6 separate regions of the Homo sapiens genome follow, and regions 1, 3, 4, 5 and 6 are each linked to region 2. The links are chromatin contacts, found by Hi-C or POLR2A ChIA-PET in ENCODE. All regions are on one chromosome and are shown on one strand. Each heading gives the region's core, a stretch centred on a gene start or an enhancer-like site at or near the end of the contact. The rest is flanking DNA. Distances are from core to core; before and after follow the strand shown. Region 1 holds the start of DHFR (dihydrofolate reductase). Region 2 holds the start of ARSB (arylsulfatase B). Region 3 has its middle 77 kb from the start of TBCA. Region 4 overlaps LOC101929154 (a long non-coding RNA gene). Region 5 holds the start of AGGF1 (angiogenic factor with G-patch and FHA domains 1). Region 6 holds the start of WDR41 (WD repeat domain 41).

What was found. Hi-C counts contacts between places; a loop is a spot of excess contacts on that map. ChIA-PET counts read pairs that join two places held with the same protein, here RNA polymerase II (POLR2A). Pooled maps may share reads with other maps.
Region 1: a map of CD8-positive, alpha-beta T cell shows a loop between it and region 2 (22-fold over the local background). The contact joins the promoter of DHFR here to the promoter of ARSB in region 2. A Hi-C loop is called at or near these places in 2 of 168 maps with a recorded cell type or tissue (CD8-positive, alpha-beta T cell and naive thymus-derived CD4-positive, alpha-beta T cell), 3 of 37 single-sample maps with no recorded cell type and 13 of 50 pooled maps. POLR2A ChIA-PET finds 5 or more read pairs at or near these places in 2 of 52 experiments (PC-9 and activated CD4-positive, alpha-beta memory T cell).
Region 3: a loop to region 2 is called in a map of B cell, with 33 times the contacts of the local background. The contact joins the enhancer-like site here to the promoter of ARSB in region 2. A Hi-C loop is called at or near these places in 1 of 168 maps with a recorded cell type or tissue (B cell) and 3 of 50 pooled maps. POLR2A ChIA-PET finds 5 or more read pairs at or near these places in 1 of 52 experiments (activated CD8-positive, alpha-beta memory T cell).
Region 4: a pooled map shows a loop between it and region 2 (6-fold over the local background). The contact joins the enhancer-like site here to the promoter of ARSB in region 2. A Hi-C loop is called at or near these places in 3 of 50 pooled maps.
Region 5: a loop to region 2 is called in a map of B cell, with 6 times the contacts of the local background. The contact joins the promoter of AGGF1 here to the promoter of ARSB in region 2. A Hi-C loop is called at or near these places in 3 of 168 maps with a recorded cell type or tissue (B cell, CD4-positive, alpha-beta T cell and naive thymus-derived CD4-positive, alpha-beta T cell) and 7 of 50 pooled maps.
Region 6: a loop to region 2 is called in a map of B cell, with 8 times the contacts of the local background. The contact joins the promoter of WDR41 here to the promoter of ARSB in region 2. A Hi-C loop is called at or near these places in 4 of 168 maps with a recorded cell type or tissue (B cell, CD8-positive, alpha-beta T cell and naive thymus-derived CD4-positive, alpha-beta T cell), 2 of 37 single-sample maps with no recorded cell type and 16 of 50 pooled maps. POLR2A ChIA-PET finds 5 or more read pairs at or near these places in 1 of 52 experiments (activated B cell).

The regions. Positions count from the first base shown.
Region 1 is chr5:80,652,765-80,656,517 of GRCh38, forward strand. DHFR (dihydrofolate reductase) reads right to left here and starts at 2,219. Exons shown (of 6, transcript NM_000791.4): 1 at 1,640-2,219; 2 at 1,244-1,293. The coding sequence starts at 1,725. It overlaps MSH3 (mutS homolog 3), which reads left to right and starts at 1,888. Exons shown (of 24, transcript NM_002439.5): 1 at 1,888-2,200; 2 at 3,647-3,753. The coding sequence starts at 1,964. RefSeq lists a silencer at 1,714-2,323 and an enhancer at 1,741-2,509.
Region 2 is chr5:78,983,637-78,987,500 of GRCh38, forward strand. It overlaps ARSB (arylsulfatase B), which reads right to left and starts at 1,674. Exons shown (of 8, transcript NM_000046.5): 1 at 1,301-1,674. The coding sequence starts at 1,612. RefSeq lists a silencer at 997-1,856.
Region 3 is chr5:77,851,473-77,855,090 of GRCh38, forward strand. No RefSeq gene overlaps it. Among named protein-coding and RNA genes, the nearest start is that of TBCA, 77 kb to the left of the region's middle. RefSeq lists enhancers at 1-236, 237-744. Within about 2 kb of position 1,264, at least 5 of the 41 ENCODE cell types and tissues checked have a DNase peak (open chromatin) inside an H3K27ac peak, as active enhancers do.
Region 4 is chr5:77,934,757-77,938,734 of GRCh38, forward strand. The region is part of intron 1 of LOC101929154 (a long non-coding RNA gene); the gene reads left to right. Among named protein-coding and RNA genes, the nearest start is that of TBCA, 160 kb to the left of the region's middle. RefSeq lists silencers at 277-451, 2,372-2,541. Within about 2 kb of position 1,400, at least 3 of the 41 ENCODE cell types and tissues checked have a DNase peak (open chromatin) inside an H3K27ac peak, as active enhancers do.
Region 5 is chr5:77,029,025-77,032,797 of GRCh38, forward strand. AGGF1 (angiogenic factor with G-patch and FHA domains 1) reads left to right here and starts at 1,380. Exons shown (of 14, transcript NM_018046.5): 1 at 1,380-1,952. The coding sequence starts at 1,743. RefSeq lists enhancers at 1,038-1,617, 1,257-1,606, 1,618-2,197.
Region 6 is chr5:77,490,131-77,494,042 of GRCh38, forward strand. WDR41 (WD repeat domain 41) reads right to left here and starts at 2,186. Exons shown (of 13, transcript NM_018268.4): 1 at 2,040-2,186. The coding sequence starts at 2,090. RefSeq lists an enhancer at 1,648-2,571 and silencers at 1,692-1,911, 2,352-2,491.

The DNA of each region.
Region 1 (3,753 bases), core at 969-3,468, 1.7 Mb after region 2:
AAAAAAAAAAAAAAAAAGATTCTGAGTCAAAGTGCTCAAGTTGAATGCATTTTGTCACCCACAAGACAAAACGTGTTAACCCCTTGTGGTTTACTTTATCTATAAAATAGAGATAACAATAGTTCCTGCTTCTAGGGTTGTTGTGGGAATTAAAGACTTAGAATAATGTTCAGCCTCTAATCAGTGCTGTCACAACTGTCTGATACAATTGTATTATATTTGTGTACTTTGTAGATTGATATTAAATCATACTTTTAAAAATAGGTGCTTAATGTTCCACTCAATTACCTTAAAACATGTTTAATTATGTCTCTATCCTACTCTTATAACACTTCTATAAAAACTTTTTACATATAGCGTCCACTTTTGGTTCAGTTTCTTAGGAAAATAACTTTGAGAGTCAGCTATCTGAACCAAAGAAACATTAACATTACCAGACTATATTGGGATTTTTGAGACTGGCTTTTATCAATTCTTTAGCTACGGGCTCTTGTCATCATCTCTACCAGTGACCTAAGTGTCAAACCCAAATGCCTTGTATCTGTCCCATTAAAGAGATGCAGCATCTGCTCCTTTCTTACTGTTTCCATTTCCTCTGCCATGCCTCCTCTTACAACCATAAATATCCAGGTCTCTTAGGTTTTAAACGGGGCATCTCTCAACCCCCACATTCTTTTCCTTGGTTATTCCCTTCCCTCCAACAGTTCAATTCACCTAGATCCCCACGCCTGAAATTATCCTAGATGTCCTAGAGGCGCCTCATCATTACAATGGTACATTATTCTCCACTCCTTTACATGTCACGCCAGCTTTCAAACTGAAAATCTGAGCGTTCATCCCTGGTGCATCACCTTTAAATTCGAGATCTCCAAAATCCAGGGTCATGTAACCTTAAAAAATTTTTACCCTCTCTTCTCCACTGCCCTTGTTCAGGCCTTATCTCTTCCAGCAGCTGTTCCAAAGGCCTACTCTGTTTTCCTTTCGGAGTGCTCACCTCCACCGAAGCCTCCACCCAGCTGCCAATTCTGCCCCATGCCTGATAATTTGCTCGTGCGTTGACATACATAAAATTTCTAAGACAAAAATTTTTTAATAATGGTAAATGAACCTTGGGAACTGCATACAGATCATACAGATCCATAATAAGAGAAAAGGTCCCAGATTAACACGGAAAACTTTCCATTTAACTAACATTTGCACTGGTAAACTTCATCAAGCAAGACCCTACTTAATCCCACATTACCTTCTACTGAAGAGGTTGTGGTCATTCTCTGGAAATATCTGAATTCATTCCTACAAGTTAGAGAAACAGCGTTACTCGAAACATTATCCCTTGGGCTCGAGCTCTAAGGCACCTGACAAACGGAGCGCTGTGGGTAGGGGTGAGGTGTTTTCTCCAGGGCTGGGACTTTGCCCTGGGCGAGGGCGCCGCAGGGCAAAGACCTCACCGGGCAGCAGAATCCGGGCAGAAATCAGCAACTGGGCCTCCCGCGCAGCAGAAAAGGGGAATCCAGTCGGGCCCACCCTTCCTGCCAGCGCAGACCGCAAGTCTGGCCCCATCCTCTCGCCGGGAGTCGGCCACCCCGACCGTGGGCAGCCTGCGCCCGTTTGGGTCCCATCGCCCCGGCCCGGCAGATACCTGAGCGGTGGCCAGGGCAGGTCCCCGTTCTTGCCGATGCCCATGTTCTGGGACACAGCGACGATGCAGTTTAGCGAACCAACCATGACAGCAGCGGGAGGACCTCCGAGCCCGCTCGTTACAGCAGAACGCGCGGTCAAGTTTGGCGCGAAATTGTGGCCGCCCCGCCCCCCTCGTCCCCATTTGTGCAGGCGAGGCCCCGCCCCCCCGCCCCGGCGCACGCAGGGTCGCGGCGTGCTCGCGCCCGCAGACGCCTGGGAACTGCGGCCGCGGGCTCGCGCTCCTCGCCAGGCCCTGCCGCCGGGCTGCCATCCTTGCCCTGCCATGTCTCGCCGGAAGCCTGCGTCGGGCGGCCTCGCTGCCTCCAGCTCAGCCCCTGCGAGGCAAGCGGTTTTGAGCCGATTCTTCCAGTCTACGGGAAGCCTGAAATCCACCTCCTCCTCCACAGGTGCAGCCGACCAGGTGGACCCTGGCGCTGCAGCGGCTGCAGCGGCCGCAGCGGCCGCAGCGCCCCCAGCGCCCCCAGCTCCCGCCTTCCCGCCCCAGCTGCCGCCGCACATAGTAGGTTCTGTCTGGGACTGGGCAGGGCCATCGGGGCTGGGGGGGCGGGGCTTGTGGGTAAGGCGGGCGGAGGCGGGGACCCTCCGCCCGATGATAGGGCTGGAGGAGGAAGGGGCGGGCTGAAGAAGGGGAAGGTGGGAAGAGCCCAGCCGGGGCTACAAATTGGGTGAAGCGCTGAGGTTTTAGTACTTCCGTTTGAGGAGATAGGCAAAGGTTATGCAGGTTTTTAATGGCAGGCCTGAGACAGGAACTCAGGTCTCCTGACTCCCATTCTGATGAGGGGGCTTGTGGGCAAGGGGTGCGTCTTTTAACCTCCATCCTTTTTTTTTTTCCTTGGTGGTCGAAGAGTTTTACTGATTTTTTAAAAAAGTGCTGGATTGGGTGACTAGAAGAAAGCTGCCCTTAGGTCTCCAGTTTTTAAGACTGCAACAGCATGGCTCAATATTTGAAATCACTACGGTTAAAAGCAGTCATATTGTGCAGTTCCCCAGTGAACTCTTTTTGTAGTTTAGATTATAAAGTCTGAAATACAGTTTGGGTGGATAAAGTTTCTTAGGATGGTATAGATGTGACTAATCATGGAGTCCTTCCTGTTGCCATCCTTCAACGCAATAAGTACGTTTGTTTGTTTTTAAACCAGAGATACTGCCACAGGAAAAGCCCAAGGGTGACCCCTCACTTGGGTCACCTGCACAGTATTTTTCAGATTGAGGCTGTGGAAGGGCATTGAAGACTGGTGTTTAGCCACCTACCGTGTTTTAATGTAGGTGGCAGCTTGGGTGCTTCAAAATCTTGTTCCTTTCGTATATATTTCTCCCTTAAAATGATTACTCCTCTTCTGTTTTTTTTGAGGACGAGCTACGTTTTCATGAATTCACCAAAATTTTGCACCCACCATTTAAAGGGTAGCTGGTGAAGGACTTATGTATGCTTTTGGCAAGTTTTCTGCCAAGAAAAAATTCATAATCTTGTCACATCTTTAGTGATGAACATAAACCTTTTAAACAGGAAACACTTAAATTGCAGTGAACATGTCAAAAATGATACTGTTCTTTTATTACCTATCTTTTCCCCTCTGTGCCTTTGCTACATAACTGTTTATTTCTTAGAGGTATTTTATTTAGCATATGTAAGTAGGGTGATTCAAGTTTTATAATTAGAGAAAGCTGAAGGCTCATTGAATCAAGACCGGTAGCAGCCTTGGTTTCAATTAATTCTAAACACGGCTTGAGTTGCTGAGGCTCCTGACTATCAGACTCTACCTTGTCTTTTATGGTGTTAAAAACAGTTCACCCATAGGGTTTTCCAGAGCTAAAAGTAGAGGATTCTTTGAAGAGTGGATGGCAAGGAACCTTGTCATTCAGTTGTAAGGTTTAAATTGCTTCACATACGTCAGGCCTTCTCAGAGTAGAGATAACACATCATTTTCTAACCTTCCCGATATAGGCTACAGAAATTGACAGAAGAAAGAAGAGACCATTGGAAAATGATGGGCCTGTTAAAAAGAAAGTAAAGAAAGTCCAACAAAAGGAAGGAGGAAGTGATCTGGGAAT
Region 2 (3,864 bases), core at 424-2,923:
GGTGGATGGTGAAGGGAAGCATCCTTTACTCCCATTTCTAACCTTGGCTACAGCTATTTCTCACCCTTAGCAACACCCAATCTTTCCTCTTTATAAAAGCCTTCAGACCACTGCGCATATCTTTATCACAAGTAAGCCCTCCCTTCTCTTGATCTTAGGACCACGTGAGGCTAGGGTTGATCTGACAGGTTATGCGAACACACACTTGGGAGGGCAACATTCAAATATATATCCCCTGTCAGTAGCACAGTAAGCTCAAAATATTTTTGTTGAGTAAACAGCATATGTACTCTGTGAAGGCATGCAGGTGGTATCCAACAGTTCCCATTTACTGTATTTAATATGGTCATAATAACTTCAGGGTCTTAGAAATATGACAATCGTATTCAGATTGAGGGGAAAAAAGGCCAATTTCATAAGCCCGGGACGACCAGTGGATGCAGGAAAAGCACAACGGACACTGCCTTGACCACTTTCTAGCTGTGCGATTCTTATGCCAACGAGCCTTTACAGGCTTCCTGCCTCGTCTGTAAAACGGGGTAAAAACAACTACCTCATGCACTGTTTCAATAATTCACTTTAAAAACAACAAAGTGCTATGCAAATGTTCTTGATATTCTTAGCCATCTAACATCTATGCACGCTCTACATTTATATTTCCTTCGTTAACTGTGGAGCCGTTCCTAAAGGGAAGCTTTTAAAGCGATAATGAAGATGCTCAGAAGAGTTCAATACAAGGTTACATGTGAAAGGAATGTCAGCAGCCTAAGAAAAATCAACCTAGCATCAGGTTTCATTCCAGGGGTGTTGAGAACCTGGAAAAAAATAATCTTTGGTGGGACACTCCTAACCTATCACCGCTGGGTTCCCACGGGCCAGGGTCGCACCCACGGCGAGCACCCCTTCATTTTACCTCTCCCCTCGTCTTTGCTCCCAGCCCACGCCCTCCCCAGCCTCCCACCTCAGGACCGCTCCGCCTGCCGGCCGCGGCGCCCAGCACCCGGCATTCCCATAAACCCCTTCGCCCGGAGCTTCAGAAAACGAAAGACAAAGCCACCCGCCCAACCCGGCGGCCGGGGCGCGGGTCCGCGGGGCGCCAGAGCCGGGCATGCGCAGAGGCCGCGGCGGGCTGCCGGCCTGGAAGAGCGAGGTTGGGGCGAGAAGCCGCCGGGACCCATAACTGGGTCGGCGGTCCGAGCCCCGCCTGCCAGCGCCCGCGGCCTCAAGGGCCGGGTAGGAGCGGCAGGGCGCCGGCGAAAGGCGGGGCGGGGGCGGCGCGGGCGGCGGGGGCGCCGCGTACCTGGTAGCGGCCAGTGAGCAGCTGGCTCCGCGACGGCGTGCACAGCGGCTGCGTGTAGTAGTTGTCCAGGAGCACCCCGCCGGCCGCCAGCGCGTCCAGGTGCGGCGTGCGGATGCGGGAGCCGTGGAAGCCGACGTCGTTCCAGCCTAGGTCGTCTGCCAGCAAGAAGACCAGGTGGGGCGGCCGGCTGGCCCCGGCGCCCGAGCCCGGCGGCGCCAACAACAGCAGCAGCAGCAGCGGGAGGACGACGGGGAGGAGCAGCCGCCGAGGTCCGGGGCCTCGGGGCAAGCTCGCCGCGCCGCGCGGACCCATCCTTGTCCGCCCGCGGTCCCAGCGCCTGTGGCGCCACCAGCCCCTTGTACCGCTGATAGAATGAGGAACTGGGCTGCCGGGGCCTGCTCCGCCCCGGCGCGGGACGGCACCCCCAGCGGGCCGTGGGCTTGCGAGGCCGGGCGCTCGGCCCCCGCCGCCTCCGACCCGGGCCCCCGGCTGCTGTGGCGGAGGAGGAGCCAGAGACGAACCCGCGGGCGCCCGCTGCCCGGCTTCTTGGAAACTCAGCTGACGCTTGGAGGGCACCAAGGCCCGTTATCTTCCCCGGCAATTAAATTTGCACTGTGGTTTCCTAAAAAAAAAAGATGTGTTCTTTAATAACGCTTCACAATTTACAAAGCATCTTCACAGCCCGCGTCTCCTGTAAAGCCTGCAACAACTCTGACAGTTAGACATTATAATTAGTGCCAATTTTTCATAAGAAAAAAGCTTATAAATGGTTAAACCTCTGACTCAGATCCTGAACCATGATGTCTAGCTAGCAAGTCATTTCTAGCACAAGAGCCCAGCCTGTGGCAGGTGGGAGGACGGTGAAAAGGCAGAGGTCTAAATAGCCTTTCACATTCATTTATGCGTAGTGTACACCCATGAAGCCGCTTCCTCCCCACTAGCAAACAGGAGGCCAAACACACAGTCTGATTGCACGGTGCCCTTTGGAAGGTGCGGTTACTTTCAAGTTGCCCTGGGAGGATTTGGAGTGTTGCGTGGTCATTGAATAAATAGCTCATTCGCTTGTCCGGATATGACCCCACTCAGAGCTGGCTCCCCCACTAAGCAGTGACACTAAGAAGCACACAGTATCTAGTTAGCCTGAAATATCTGAGTGGAAGGAAAAAATCCTTTAGTCACGTGCTTATTGAATTAGGAAGTTAGCCGTATGACCAGTAGATTCCCGTTGCCATCCAGACTTTCTGTCTACTCTGTCTGGAGATATTATAGTTGTTAACAGGTGTAGGGGAAAATTTTTGCATTGCCTAGAGACCATACCCTTCCAGGTTGAGTCTGATTCCGTGGAAGTTGTTTACAACTTTATAAGTTATAGATAAATAACAATGGAAAATAATTCTTATTTATATATACACAAATGAACTTTATCCAGCGGAGTAGCAATCCTTCCCCTCCACCACTACCAAGGAAAACAGTTTCACCTCCGCTTGCATATTTATTTTAGTATTCCTGATCTGTTCTTTGGATTGTCCTTTGAATTGGTTTTAACACCTTACCAATTTCCTTATTAATGAGTTAAATAAAATCATGTATTCACTTTTATATTTGTATGAGGGTCATGATTTTACCTTTTTTTCCCCAAGAATCCTTTAACACATGAAATGTTTGCCTCTTACATACACTTTTTTTCTTTGCATGAAGTAGATTAGTTTATGTTGTATGCACTTTAATCTCTAGTGGAATCAATGAAATTTAGCAGAAAAAAGTGAAAATTTTAGCATTAAATTCAAAGAATAACTTTTGAGAGAACTGTTTGACTCATTATGTCAAGGGTTGAACTTTTCATTTAAACACCCTGTAGAAGACCTTGAAGGACTGAGAATTTCCGCTGTGGTTTTGTGTCTTTCTCCCCCGTAATCCTTCCTATTCTCCTTGATAAAAATTAAGAAGAAATAATTGATGGGTGCTAATCTGCAGGAACAATTCCTCCTTTAACCAACTTCCCCTGAAACTAGCTAAACTTGCACAGATTCTTACGTCCTATGTTTTTAAAATAAAAGCATATGTTAATAGTGCTCTGGAAATGTGCAAATTGAAGAGTTAATTCTATTTTCCATCTATGTATTGAACACATAATGTGCAGTACAAGCTAGTTATTTTATAAAATCTCTCAATTGGAGTTTGATGTTTCTTCACAATTAGATAGAGGTTATGGATTTGTGCAGGAATACCACAAAAAGTGATGTGGTATGTTTCTCGGTGCTTCCTATTAAGAGGCACATGATGCTGAATTGCTTTCTTATGGGATAACTTTGTTAAGGTAAACATTTCCTCATTGTAAGGTTAATATTTTCTTCTTGTAATTAATAAATATTTTATGGAGAGATAATTTGAGAATATGTAAATATCCTATTATGCCTCACACACATTATTTTGCTTACCAGTTTTAGTATCTTGCTTCTTGCTTCAATTAGTTATAATTAGGATGGCTACCAAATGCTGATTTTCTAATTCCTTCATTTCCTCTATATTTATGAGTTGCCTTTCTACTGTAAGGAAGAACTTTC
Region 3 (3,618 bases), core at 14-2,513, 1.1 Mb before region 2:
AGGAGAGAGGAACTCCGAGGGGGCGCGCTTCTGCTCTACTCCAGCAAGGCTTTTACAGGCCGGCGCGAGGTGCGGGCGGTCCCGTGCGCGCGCGCGCGTGTATGTGGGTGTGTGTCTGTGTGGTGGGTGTGTAAGAGGGACAATGTGTGTGCCTGCACGTGGCGTGTGCGCGTGTGATCAAGTGTCTATGTGGCGTGTGCGTGTGTGGTGTGGGTGTGCGCGGCGTGCATGTGTGCGTGTGTGCACGCGCGAGAAGTGCGTGTGTAGGCGCGTGTGCAAGTGCGCGCGCGTGTGTTTACACTTCCAGAAGTCAAATCCTTTCTAGGACTCCCCCTTGCTTCACCCGGAAGTGTTCGGTGACCCCTCCACCCAATTAATGAAAACAAAGCAAAGGGCCCGAGCGGGCCTCCGACAGCCCGGGGCTTGCGGAGCTGGACGCCGACAGGGCGTCAGCCCGGTCGCTCGCGGCGCGGAGGCTGCTGCGGTTCGGAGCTGGGGTTCTGCACTCTCGCTCCCGGCTCCCGGCTCCCGGCTCCCCGCCACCCGCAGCCTCCTCGCGCCGCCGCCGCGGGCACCGCCGGGGCTTCAGTGACACCAGGCACCCGCCCCGGGCCGCGGGAGGAGGAAATTCCCTGCAAAATAGCAATGGTTCCGAGAAAAGGATCACAACAAAATATTGAATAAATTCCCTTTTAATTTATTTGATCATTCCACATTACGGGGCTATGAATTGCTCAAATTTGATAACAAGTACTCAATTCAACTCATTATGTAAGTTAAATTAGACTTCGATAAAATTTCAGTGGCGCGCAGTGGTTCCTCGAATGAAATGTAATTTGTGCAAGAATTTGTTGTATCTGTCACAAATATTTCCAATTAGCGACCGTAATTATTTGATAGTTTCTGCAATTATGGCTTAAACGGGTGAATTTGGGACTGTGGAGGACCCTAATTGGCCTAAATTTGATATTTTGCATATTTGCATAATGAGGAAATTGGTAGAAAATTGTGTTCATTCATTTGTGAAAAATCCTATGAATTTTATGAATTTGAAAGCTCTGTTTGTGCAGACTGTGACTTTGCCTGCTGATCCCTGAGGAGCTGACGCTGAACGCCTGAATGGGCAGCGCGCCAACTTCGCTGCTCCAGGAGGGGGGTGGGGAGGGAGAGGAGGAGGAGGAGGATGAGGAGAGAGGGGAGGTGGAAGGCTGTGGTAACGGTGGGCGGAGGCGGGACCATGGCGCATGCTCCGCGACGTCCCGGGCCGCGGGCGGAATCCCCCGGCTAACCTCCTTGGGGGTGAGACTGGGTGGGATGGGGGTCGGTGGGGGAAGTTGCATGGGGTGTTATACCCGCCCGGTTACAGGCCGCTGCCCTGTAGCATAACTGCGCGCGCGCGAGCGCACACACACACACACACACACACACACACACTTGCTCTCAATGAGAAATGTACCCAATCTGCTAGGTGGAAGGGGTAATTGTGGAGGGGTGAGGTCTTGAGATGATGGTAACTCTGCACTTGTTTAAGTTAAATTGCCAAAGCTTCTCCTCTCAGTAAAAATGTTTGATCTATGGCGCTGTCAATTTAAAGTGTTTAAAGAGAAGCAAAAGCATAGATTTTAAGCTGCTTTGCCCAGCACCCATTCATCATGCATCAGAGATTTTAAAGTTTCATGGTTGCTGTGGTTTAACATCTCAACTCTCTGACACAAGAATCTAGATGGAGGAAATAGCTCTGCAGTCAGAGGCTTATGACTAAAGGAGAAGGATCATGGCAAAAAATAAAATGCACAAAATACTCATTTCTGCCCATGCAAAGAAAGGGTGGTCTATTTTAAGGGGACAGGTTATGTTAATAATTATAAATAGAAGTGGAACCCACTTTTAACCAAAAATTACTGAAACAATGCCACCAATTTCTTTACAGGAGGGAGATGGGAGAAACTAGTTCAAAAGAAACCAAACAAAATCCCCAAACACTCCATCTCCTTTCTAATAAATAATGTTTTTCCCCAAGTATTTTGTTGCAGATATCCTGTATTTTCATCAAAACCCATCAAAAAAAGTCATCCTCTATGATTCTTGAATGTAACATTTTTAGATACTCCCTTAATTTCTATAGATCTTAGATGCATAAAACCAAGCAAAACAGACTCATAGTGAAGAACATGATAATATCTGGCTTTGCAGTTAAGTGCCCCGTAAAACTGCTCTGCTTGTGAACATTACTTTTGCTGGGAAAGACTTTCTTATCTACATGGAAGTGGGTAATGTGAGTGTCTAACAGGCTATAAATGCTTAAGTGCTTTGTTTCACAGTGCATTTTCAGTAAAGGTCAAAATAAATTCATCTTCCTTTAATGCAGTATTTATGTTTGTGCAAGGTTTGGAATAAAATCACCATTAAACTTCCATATGAAAAAACGAATAGGAAAATGGGAGCTGTGTCTTTGGTTCAGTCTTTTGTGGATGGAAAGGTATCATTTGAGGATGGAAACAAATAGAAGAAAACCAGTCAGTCACTTAAGACAGAATTTGAACAATGCAAAGATATTATTTTACTAATATTTAAAGTGAATTAAATAGGTGTTTTTCCATTTTAATTTAAATATTCTTGAGAACAGTAAAAGACAGATGACCACGGTGTCCAACGTTCGGAAAATAGGGGCAATAACATCCTTGCCCATATCACAGTATTTTGATAAAAGATCCAACAAGAATATTGGGTATTAAGTCTCCTACTATTATACTGTTGTTGGTGGCAGCATCATCATGATCACTATTGTTATAAGTAGCAGTAGTAGTATTATTGTGACATTAGTATTAAGATAACATGTAAAGAAGGATCTTGAGGGCAGAGTTGAAAATTAGCCCAGACCTCCTTCGATTACAGCATGAAAAGGAGCAGGTCATTCACATCTTTTTCTAGCTTGCACACATGATCAGTGATCACCATGAGTAGAATAATCTTCAAATACAAAGGATAATAGTTCATTCTCTTCTTCATTTAACAACACGTCATGTTAAATTTGGGGGATATAGATATTATTTATTTAACCTGTTCAAGAAGTCATGAAGCACCACTTAAGTGCTGAAATTTAAGGCCACCTCTAATCACTGGGGTGAATAAGGAACACAAAAGAAGATTAAATTGAAGATGCAGGATCTGCCTCAAGCTTAGGACCAGGACACAGTATTAATTTTTGCACCTTTTTTGTGAGTTCATTTTTAAAAAGAAACTTAAACAAAGAGGACTTTTGTGCAAGCATTAAGCTTTCAATGTTACCCTACACCTATTTTGGTTTTTCCTTTATATAAATATATCTGTAAGTTTTTTGTTGTGCTTATTATGAACAGGACAGTATTCCCACTGCAAAAGCTTTCTCAGAATGGTCTAAATCTGAGTTAATCACATGGTTAATCACATGACCTAAACCTCCACAGTAAAAACGTTGGTGAAAATCAAGATTGGGGGGAAAAAAAGAAAAAAACCTACCACTCCAGTTCCTTTAAATCAGAACATTGTTTTCTTGGCCAGGCATGATGGCTCACATCTGTAATCCCAGCACTTTGGGAGGCCGAGGTGGGCAGATCACTTGAGGTCAGGAGTTCAGGA
Region 4 (3,978 bases), core at 150-2,649, 1.0 Mb before region 2:
ACCATATTACGTATTCAAGGAAAATCAACAACTTTGAACTATACCAGAGAGAGTGGTTTTCTTGAATCTGTCATGTCCTATCTTTTTTGTTTTGTTTTGTTTTTGAGATGGAGTCTCGCTCTGCTGCCCAGGCTGGAGTGCAGTGGGGAGATCTCGGCTCACTGCGAAGTCCACCTCTCAGGTTCCAGTGATTCCCCTGTCTCAGCCTCCTGAGTAGCTGGGATTACAAGTGACCACCACTATGCCTAGCTGATTTGTGTATTTTTAGTAGAGACGGGGCCAGGCTGGTCTTGAACTCCCGATCTCAAGTGATCCACCCACCTCGGCCTCCCAAAGTGCTGGAATTACAGGCGTGAGCCGCTGCGCCGGGCCTCATGTCCTATCTTAATAGAATGGACAAGTCCAGGCTTCGAGTTTCCTCGGCTCTAACTGGAATATTACAGCCATTCTACAGGAAATCCAAAGCCCAGAATGACCCTTGGATCCAGAGAAGCAGCCAGAAATATACCATGTACAAACGTGAAATTTTTAAAAGCAGAAAACCAATTGAACATAAAGTAGGTTCCCAAATACATAGAAAATAAATGTAGACAGATAAAATATTGGAAAAAAATAAGGCATAACATTAATTATTTCTTAATTGTGAAAATAGCATGATTTGTTCCTCTTATCTTTCACATATTTCAGTACGTTTCAGCAATGAGTGGGTGTTATTTTCAAAATCATAAGAACATTTTGGTATAAAGATCTATTTTTATTTCAAAGAAGATTCTAAGAACTTTCACATGACGATGAATTCTTCAAAAACACAGTTTTCACAAGCCCTGTCACAGATCCTTCTGGAGACCCGCATACTTCTAGTGTTTGCCCTGACGAATGCCAGTTCTGTTCTTCAAGATTTGCTTGTCAGAAAATGAAGACACACAGAATGAGTTATTTCAGCAGGAAGTGTTCCAGGATTCTGGAAACAGATGATGCTTTCTTTCAGCCTGTTGTCATTCTTCTCCTTCACCAAGATATTGTCGTCATCACTCTGGGTTTAACTCAGCTTGACAGTAGCCACACTTCCATGTTGCTCTTCATCTCTTCCTTTGGTAAAAGTCTGCAAATTGAGGCTCAGCTAACAGCTATTTCATACTAATCAGACACTGGGTCTAAATTAGAACCAAGAAAAGGTCTATGGCAAGATAGGGTGAGGCCACAGCGACATTTTATGCTCTGGATCACCCCTCATGAATGCTTACTAGGCCATTTGCTCTCCTCTTTTACAGGCGAGAGGGTTGTGGCTCTCACTACCTATCATAAACTATGGCAGCGTAACCCTTCACTTGCTTTTCTTATTCACTTCCAGTTTGTGCTGCTGCTAAAATATTCTGCTTCTCAGCTGCCAGTATCGGCGTCTAAATCATCCCCAGTCCAAGGCGCCAGCTCTTCTGGTGCAGAAACCACAGACTCAGCAGCCAGGATGTCATCAGCATACTCGAGATTACATCATCTCCTTCTGCCAACCTTAATACCACTATGGTAACCATCAACAGCAATACCCATGATTATTTCAGTAGAAATATTGAACAGATGTGACAGCCTTGTCAAACTCCTTTGCTGGTGTCCAACCACTCTGTTATACCTTTTGCAATTCTAAAATCTCTCTTCTGGCCATAATAGAGACAGCACATGCTGACCTCCCGCTAGGGAAACTGCTCCCATAGCGTCAGTTGGCATATCAAAGACTAACTACGAACACCACCTTATATACACAGTGCTTTACAGCCTGCTAATCATTTTTGCAGACATTCTCCTTTTTGACTCTCAAGCCAGCTGAGACAGCTGTGGTATAAGTTGAAAGGGCACTGGAGTTTCTGTCAGGAGTTTTGACTTTCTTGGTTGCTTACTACCTTTGAAATCTTGAGCAAATCACTCTGAGCTTGTTTTTTGTCAGTAAAATACTTCTTGTTCTCAACCTAACTTGAAAAACAAATGAGGTGGTACATTTAAAAATAATAAATTATGAAGATAGTTACTCAAACTAATACTTGTACATGAATGTTTCTATCAGCACTATTCACAATAGCCAAAAGGTGAAAACACCAAAATCTCTAGCAACAGACGAATGGATAAACAAAATGTGGTATATCCAGACAATAGGATATTTGTCAACCATAAAGAGGAATGGGCCAGGCGCAGTGGCTCATGCCTGTAATTTCAGCATTTTGGGAGGCTGAGACTGGCAGATGATTTGCGGTTAGGAGTTCAAGACTAGCTTGGCCAACATGGTGAAACCCTGTCTCTGCTAAAAAATATAAACATTAGCTGGGTGAGGTGGTGGCGTGCACCTGCAATCCCAGCTACTTGGAGGCTGAGGCAGGAGAGTTGCTTGAACCTGAAAGGTGGAGGTTGCAGTGAGCCGAGATTGTGCCACTGCACTCCAGCCTGGGCAACAAAGTGAGACTCCGTCTCAGAAAAAAGAGGAACAAAGTATTGAAACATGCTACAGTGTGGCTGAACCCAGAAAACATTATGCTAAGTGAAAGAAGCAAGACACACAAGATCACATATTATATGATCCCATTTATATGAAATACTCAAAGTAGGTCAATCCATAGAGGCAGAAAGCAGATTGGTGGTAGCCAGAGGCTAGGAAGAAGCAGGAAGAGGGGGTGACTGCTTAGTACAGGGTTTTCTTTTGGGGTGATAAAAATGTTTTGGAACTAGATAGAGGTGGCTCTTGCCCAACATTGTAAGTGTACTAAATGCCACTGAATTGTACACTTCAAAGTGGTAAATTTTGTTATATGAATTTTACCTTAATGAAAAATAATAATAAATTATAAAGCACATGAAAATCTAATTAGCATTTCTCAGGGGAAAAACAGCCTCAGGAAGATTAAGTGACTTATGAAAGAACAGAAACTTTCAAAACGAAACAAAGAAGTTCATTCTGAGGGGAGAATGCCGGTCTTTTGACAGGCCAGGAAGGGCTTCTATCCTGCTCTGGGTAGGAATAGAAGTCTAAGCTCTTAAGATGTCACCATTCTCAGCTCTGAAATTTTGTTCTGACTCCCGTATCTCTTGCAAAACCCAATCCCCATAGCACTGTTTCCAGCCTCTTCTACTTATCAGTTCACAGCAAAAGGAAGACAAAATGATCATTTAGAATAAGGAGGTAAAGGGTCATTGGGAGACCAGAGAACTTCTCTCTTTATCTTGTCTAAAGAAAAAGAAGGTTCCTGAATACTGAGTGATAAATTGAGAAGATAGAAAGCTTTGTTAGAATAGAAGGGAATGAAATTAAAAAAAAAAAAAAAAAGAAATGAAAGCTTTGTTAGAGATGCATATCCCTCCCCAGTTCAACCGAAGCAGAATCTGCATTTTACCAAGATTCTCAGGTAATCCGTGTGCTCAGGAAAAGTTTGAGACACAGTGCTCCGGGCCACTAGACATGTAACAGAGTCTCTCCATAATGAAAATGAGGGTGTCGGAGATGTAAACAGTAAGTCATGTTGGACCTCTTAGGCCATTTGTTCTGAGTAGAATGTTAATTTCCATCATCTTTACCAACATCTCTGAAAAGCTTGTGAACGGTGGAGAAAGCACATGGGCTGTTCACCCAGTTACAACAAACTGCAGATATTCTTAGCCTCCATTATTCTGTACCCTGAAAACCATGATGTCACCTCTCCAGTTTCTAGTAATCTCTCTAGTTCACAGGTAAATGTCCAGCAAGGCATTATTAAATTACTAAACATCACAGCTACTGGAATCTTTAGGAGTCATCTGGCCAGCGTTCCCAAATGCTATTCCACGGATCAGTTCTGAGCTAGCTACATCAAAATCACCTGGGGTGCATTTCAAAAGCAGATCCCTAGGGTGTAGAATCTTCTCATTAAGTCTGGAAAGAAGCCATGAAATATGTTTTTAAAAAGCTCTCCAGGTGATTCTAATGCACAAATTTGGACACAATCTGTCTAGCTCTGCTCA
Region 5 (3,773 bases), core at 130-2,629, 2.0 Mb before region 2:
ATATTGTCTCTCTCTTATTTTCCCACCAGGGATGCTCCTTTTTGCGACTCAGACCTAATGTACTTGCTCTATTTTCCCGGGGGGTCTAAACTCAGGAACCAGAAGAATGACTAAATGAGAAATAAAAGTAAAATTCTGAGCCCCTGAACTGACTGAATAGACCCATTGTTCACTACATAGAAAGCCAGTCATTGAGACAAGGAGTATTGCCAGGGAAGAAGGTTCTATTTGGGTGCTGCAGCCAAGGAGAATAGGAAATCAGTCTCAAATCCATCTCCTCAACCAACTAAAATTAGAGGTTTATATGGCAAGGGAGAAATGTGACTACATGTGAGAAAACAGGAATTAGTGAGCGGTAAGGATGAGGACTTGTTCAACAGGCAGCAGGTGGCTGGTTAGGCAATCATGATGGGTGAGGGGTATGGTGCCTCATTGTCCAGATGCAGTGATCTGGTAAGTTTCAATTCCTTGATACTATCTGGGAGGCCTCATGGTTGGTTTCCCAAGAAAGGAACTCAGATAAGAAAGATGTAACTTTCTGAAGTTTTAAGACTGGGAGGGTAAATTTCCAGGTTTATTCAAAAGAAACCATAAACATCAGTTCTATAGGACAGTTGGGCTGATTTCACACCAACCAGCATTCCTTCCTGATAAGAGACCACCAACCACAGAGAAGTTCTGGCCAATCTACCAGGGACTCACAGCGAGGGTTTTCATGTCCTCTGCTTTGCCATTTGACATCAGAGGGCTGAAAACTTCACACTGGGATCATGCTAACACCACCATTTTTTGAATATGGGTCCCATAGAGAGGCAGGAAGCTTAATTGTGCATGTGCATATTTCTCCTTTCATAAATATTCATGAATCCTCCTACAGCTCATTGAATATATTTGGCCACCCTGCTCAGCATAAATTTCTGTTCCCTTTGTCCTTCCTTCCAAGTGTCTGTTCTCAGCTTCTGACCAGAGGCTATGCTTCCAAGCCTGTCAGAAAGGCCACCCTGCAGGCTGTAACCCTTCATGAGAAATAAAGCCCTTTTCTAAATTTATTAACCTCCTCATTCTTCAGTTGACATAAGTAGAGCATCATAGTCCCCACAAATCATTTCTGGGATACTCTGTTCTTATTTGTAAAACAAGGAGATAGGAAATGCATGCTATACTAAAAGTTTGTTCAAAGAACATCCGCACGTGCAAATGTCTGAGACCAGAGGCTGCAAGCCTCCCTGTCGCTCTTAGGGCTTCGGTAGCCACATTGCCACAGCTCTCCACGCCCTCAGGTAACGCCCCTCCGCAGGCCGAGACGTCGGCACGTACACTGTCAGGTCTTCCCGCTTTCCGTCGCTTCCTGTTCCGTCTTGGTCCCGCCTGCCGCTGGCGCCGTTGTTTCCGGCTCAACTGGGGAGCTGCTGGAGCTCTTCTGGCCTCTGGTTTTCCGACTGCTTATCCGACGCTCCTCCCTCTGTCTCTGTAGCTGGAGAAGGTAGTTTCCAGGAAAGTTTTCCGGTTTGCAGGCCGCGCACATCGGGCAGGGGCCATCCTCGGTCCCCTTGCTCGTTGCTCGCAGCCCCGTTCGGCTACAAGTGAGTTTCAGGGCGTCATGGCCAGGGGCCACCGCGGCCAGCCGGGTGTGAGGCTGCCTTTCGCTGCCCGCGCGCTCCAGTGGTCTCTGGGTCCGCCGGCGTCCGTTTCGGCCTGAACGCAGCCCCTCCGCGGCGACGAGCAGTCTCGCGCCGGAGCTCATGGCCTCGGAGGCGCCGTCCCCGCCGCGGTCGCCGCCGCCGCCCACCTCCCCCGAGCCTGAGCTGGCCCAGCTAAGGCGGAAGGTGGAGAAGTTGGAACGTGAACTGCGGAGCTGCAAGCGGCAGGTGCGGGAGATCGAGAAGCTGCTGCATCACACAGAACGGCTGTACCAGAACGCAGAAAGCAACAACCAGGAGCTCCGCACGCAGGTGCGCGGTCCTCCTCAGCCCCGCGCCCCATCCAGCCCAGGCGAGGCCTTCGAAGCCCGTGATAGCCTCGGAAGGGGTCCCTGGCAGGGGCTCAGAACTACTGTAGAGTACTTAAAGTAAATAAGTAGAAGCTCAGCGCAGTTACAATTCCAAGTACCTTAGGAGCAAACCTGAGTTCAGGTTACTTGATTTAAATCAATGTCTCGCGGCTGGCGTGAATTGAACTTAAGTACTGTGGCTACATTGTCTTCATTCTCACTTGACCTAACATCCCATTGGCAGTAGGCGCATTTACTGTAGATCACATTTGAGTTTATTAAAATGCTGGACTTGAGTCAGAATCCCATCTCTGCTATTCACTGGGTGTGTGAACTTATATACCGAGTCTCAGTTCCCCATTAAATGAGAATGATAGCTCACAGTAGTAAAGGTGAAGTAAAACAAACAATTTTACAAACTTTTGAATGCTATACCTGTTTAAGGTTGCTCTTCTGGGCGTTTATCATCTTCGGCTTTCTTGTGTAAGTAGGGACGATATATAACTGCTTTTGTTGGAGACGTTAAGCAGCTTATTTCGTTTCCAAGATGGTAGGGGCAAATGTTAATACTTAAACTGTCACATTAAAAACAACCTTGGCTGGACGCGGTAGCTCACGCCTGTAATCCCAGCACTTTGGGAGGCCGAGGCGGGCAGATCACCAGGTCAGGAGTTCGAGAGCAGTCTGGCCAGCATGGTGAAATACAAAATTTAGCCGGGCGTCTCTACTAAATACAAAAATTAGCCGGGCGTGGCGGCGGGCACCTGGAATCGCAGCTAGTCGGGAGGCTGAGGCAGGAGAATTGCTTGAACCTAGGTGGTGGAGGTTGCAGTGAGCCGAGATCGTGCCACTGCACTCCAGCCAGGGCGACAGAGTGCAACTCTGTCTCAAAATAAAAACCAAAAAACCAAGAGCATAGTATTTTTTTCTACCTTGTTGGCAGGCCCTCTCTGCCAACAGATTATTTCCACATAGTAACTAGTTTCAATTTGACCGTTGTCTAGTCCTTCATAATTTATTGGTGGTTTCCTAAAACCAGTATATAGGCTGAACACTGAAACGTCATCAGACTTCTTTGTTTTGTTACCAAATGGACTATGAAAATAACTGTTGAGTTGCAATGACTTTGTATGACCATTACATGGAGTTCCTGACATGACATTATTGGAAAGTTTTTGTTTAGTCAATTTAAACACCTACGGTGTGTAATAACTATGCTAGGAAAATACAAATATGGTAAAAAAAAAAAAAAAAAAAAAACAGGGAGAGGTGGCTGGGCGCGGTGGCTCACGCCTGTAATCCTAGCACTTTGGGAGGCCGAGGCGGGCGAATCACGAGGTCAGAAGATCGAGACCATCCTGGCTAACACAGTAAAACCCTGTCTCTAGTAAAAATACAAAAAAAATTAGCCGAGCGTGGTGGCGGGCGCCTGTAGTCCCAGCTACAGGCTGAGGCAGGAGAATGGCGTGAACCCGGGAGGCGGAGCTTGCAGTGAGCCGAGATTGCGCCACTGCACTCCAGCCTGGGCGACAAAGCAAGACTCCGTCTCAAAAAAAAAAAAAAAAAAAAAAATGGGGAGACGGGAGCAAAATATAACAGCCTTTTTTACATGACAGCCTTTTGAAAAGCTCCTTTATAATTCTAAATTGTTGAAGTACTGCTTGCGTTAGAGATTCTAAAAGAAAACGTTTTTTGCTAATCTTCAGAGAGCCAGCATTTTGGTGTTACTGTTAATTTGATAAATCAGACTAAATGATGGGACTTTGTGAACAGATCCTTTATT
Region 6 (3,912 bases), core at 936-3,435, 1.5 Mb before region 2:
TTTTTGTATTTTTAGTAGAGACAGGTTTTCACCACGTTGGCGAGACTGGTCTTGAATTCCTGACCTCAAGTGATTCGCCCGCCTCGGCCTCCCAAAGTGCTGGGATTACAGGAGTAAGCCACCGCGCCCAGCCCAGATAATTCTTTGTTGTTGAGAACTGTCCTGTGCATTACAGGACATTGAGCAGCATCCCTGGTCTATACACATTAGATGCCAATAGAACTGCCCCTCTGCAAGGCATGACAATCAAAAATGTCTCCAGACATTGCCAAATGTCTCCTGCGGGGCAAAAATCACCCCAGTTGAGAACCACTGCTTAAACGAGAAGCCTGGATACAAAGTTATTGCATAAATTAGGGACAATCATAGGTTCCGATAATGTACAAATTCACAGCAGTTATACAACTCAATTAGATTTATATGAAGAAATATATAAATTTAAAACATGCATAAATGTTTTCCAAAAAAAAAACCACCACCACAAAGCATTGATTTTGTATTTATTCTGTCTTCCTTCTAGAAGAGATTGTGGTGAGAAATTTGAAAACTATATAAACTGCTTCTCCTCCAATGAAAACTTGCCAGGAATGGGAGACCTGGTTAAGCAAATAACATGATTAACCAAAGAACCAGGTTAAAACAGAATTATCCAAAATGTCGTATATACCATATATGGCTATTCAATAATCCACAATCTCAAGGATTTAGGATTAATCTGAAATAAGAAATTTTTAAAAACAGACAATACCGTCAACTGCAAAGACATGCGGAAGTTAAAATTGAGAAGACTGCCTACTCTCAACAATCCAATTTCTTACTTTTAACAATCTAAACAAATACTTCTTATGAGAAATAAAATGCAATTCACAAATTCTGTTCTTGTCAGGCCTCTGAGCCCAAGCTAAGCCATCGCATCCCCGGTGACTTGCACATATACGCCCAGATGGCCTGAAATAACTGAAGAATCACAAAAGAAGTGAAAATGCCCTGCCCCGCCTTAACTGATGACATTCCACCACAAAAGTGAAAATGGCCGGTCCTCGCCTTAAGTGATGACATTACCTTGTAAAAGTCCTTTTCCTGGCTCATCCTGGCTCAAAAAGCTCCCCTGAGCACCTTGCCCCACTCCTGCCCGCCAGAGAACAACTCCCCTTTGACTGTAATTTTCCTTTACCTACCCAAATCCTATAAAACGGCCCCACCCCTATCTCCCTTCGCTGACTCTCTTTTCGGACTCAGCCCGCCTGCACCCAGGTGATTAAAAGCTTTTATTGCTCACACAAAGCCTGTTTGGTGGTCTCTTCACACGGACGCGCATGAAAGTTCTTGTGTGGCATACGAAATAAATTTGGGACCTCAAAATTTCCAAGACTGCAAAAATTATTTTATTCACATTTCAAATGTAAATTTCATTACACACGGTCTATTCAATTATTCGGGCCCATGAAGAAAGTGTGACTATGAAACCAAAAACAGCAGTTAATTAGAAAATCATGTTCTTGACCTTGAAGCAGATTACTTTTTAAAAATAATTATATCCTTTTTCGGTTGTTGGATAAGTAAATTAATTTTATATTCCCTGACCAAGTATCAGTAGACGCCAGGAAGAGACACCAATTCAAATAAACCAAAAGTGGAAAGCTGCGGTCACAACTCGTTCGTTTCTAGCTAAATCGTATACTTTTTAAGTGGAAATGAAGATAGTTTCGGTAGCCAGAAGCCCTAAGTTGTCACAGGTCCCAATAGGACTGCTGACCAGCTGAGCGTCCCTGAGCCAGGATCTCACGATTCAGCTAGCCGTGGGACGGGGCCGGGGGTCTGCAGCTCCAGGGTGCGCCTGGGGTCCCGCCGGGTCTGAGGAGCTCCGGCTCCCGCGCCCTCCGCCCCCACCGTCGTGAGAACAGCGCGTGGCACGAGCTCAGCAGCCAGCCCCGCCTCCGCCCGGGTCCCCGCGGTCGGAACCCAGGAAGGCCGAACCGGAACGAAGCCGCCCCTCCAGCAAGCTCGACGGACGCAGAGCAGACCCACCCGGGGTTTACCTCGGCCAGTCCCTGCGGTTCTCGGCCTCCCCCGATCAGCCATCGCAACATCCGGGCAGCGGCGGCGTCTTGCCCGGTCCAGCCCCAGTCAGCCCAAACTCCGCCCCAGGCTCGGCCTCCTCCTTCCTCCCCGGCTGCAGCGCAACTGAGACGCTAATACTTCCCGCCCCAGATCAGCCCACGGGCCGAAGGAATGCAGACCACAGTTGAGGGAGAATTTTTGTCCCCAAAGCGCTCCCGTACCCAGCCACGGAGGCTTAGTTTGGGCAGTCGCTTGGGGTGCGGCGGCCGACGGCGGGGGCGGCTGCGGCGATTGCGGGGCGCGCGCTGCTCCGAGTGAGCACGCGCGGGAGCGCCGCCGGGTAGCGCACGGAGCTTAGGTAGCTCGAGCGGCCCCTGGTGGACGCGCGCGGAGCAGCAACCCGACCCCGGCGAGCAAGCGCGCACGAAGAATAATGCCCCTCCCTGTGACATGGCTTTAGTATCCTCCACTTCCTAGGGTACCAGGAAATCTCCCCTGCTTTCCCAAGAGCTTGCTGAAGAAGGTGTACCGCAGTAGACTTCTGCATCCAGACAAATCCAGTGGCTCATGTGTACAGCCGAATAAATCCGGCCAACATTTACTGTGTGCTATAGTACAGCTACTGTGCTAAGGCTTTACATAAATCCTCATGGTAAACCTATATCCTCTATTTTACACATCAAGAAACTAAAGCTCTGAATGATTAGGTAATTTGTCTAAAGATAACAGCTAGGAAGTGGCTACATTGGTAGTGTTCTTGACCGTATGCTATATTAACATAGAATCTCCCTAAAGAATAGAAGGCAGTTCATATACCTTTTTTTGACTACTACATTTTCTTAGGTAGTCAAAGGGCTGTGGTTATCTATGCTGACTGCATATCAGAATTACCTGGGTAGCTTTTGAAAATGTAGATTCCTGGCTTCCACCTCAGACTCATTAAAATAATCTTTGTGGTTGGGACGTAGGAATCGGGGTTTTGGGAAGGCTCCTCAGGTGATTCTGATGAGTAGCAAGGTCTGAAAATCACTGGTCTAGGAACTACTTATACATATCATGTTTGCAAAAGTATAAATATATATATTTGCATATGTATTAGGTTCAAATAATCCTCCTAGCAGTAAATTGTTGTAGGGAATCTACAAATGTCCCAACTAATGCATTAATTCAGCAAACATGTATTGGACACAGATGCACTAGAGAAGCAGAAAGGAATCACATAAAATGCTGCTCTGGAGGGACAAGGCATAATGTCCCAGTCACCAATAAGAGAGAGCCATACATCCCACTTTAAGCTAAGTTGGTTGTGAGCAGCTACACAAACTTACAGTCCCTCTGGAACTCGGATCTCCTATAATTCATCTTTGTATTCCTTTTGAGTGCACTCGGCAAGAACACACTCCCAAGGATCAGGAGCATGTTGCCTTCTGTGTGCTAGCCCCAAATTGCAGTCTGCATACAGTTGAAGACAGACCAAAACAGAGACTATCCCCTGGGAAAGAGGGACTTATCTTTAAGTAAAACAAAACTCAGAGACATCAGGAGTTCAGTTCTGGAAGGAATATCTTCACGTGAGACAATGTGGTTGCCCAAATAGCCTACATTTTATTCTTCTGATTATCCACATTCTTTAGGGTTTGCCCCATGCTCTTTAGGGTTTGCCCAATGCCACATTACTCTGATGTAAGGGACATTCTGCTGATGCTTTAAAGCACTGGTCCAGGGTTGAACACTTCCTCCCTTGGTTCCTCTTAGGACAGCTAAGAAAGAATTTTTTACAAGATTAGTATATTATTGGGCACACAATGTATAAAGATGTAATTTGTGGCATCAATAGAAAGGGTGGGGGTG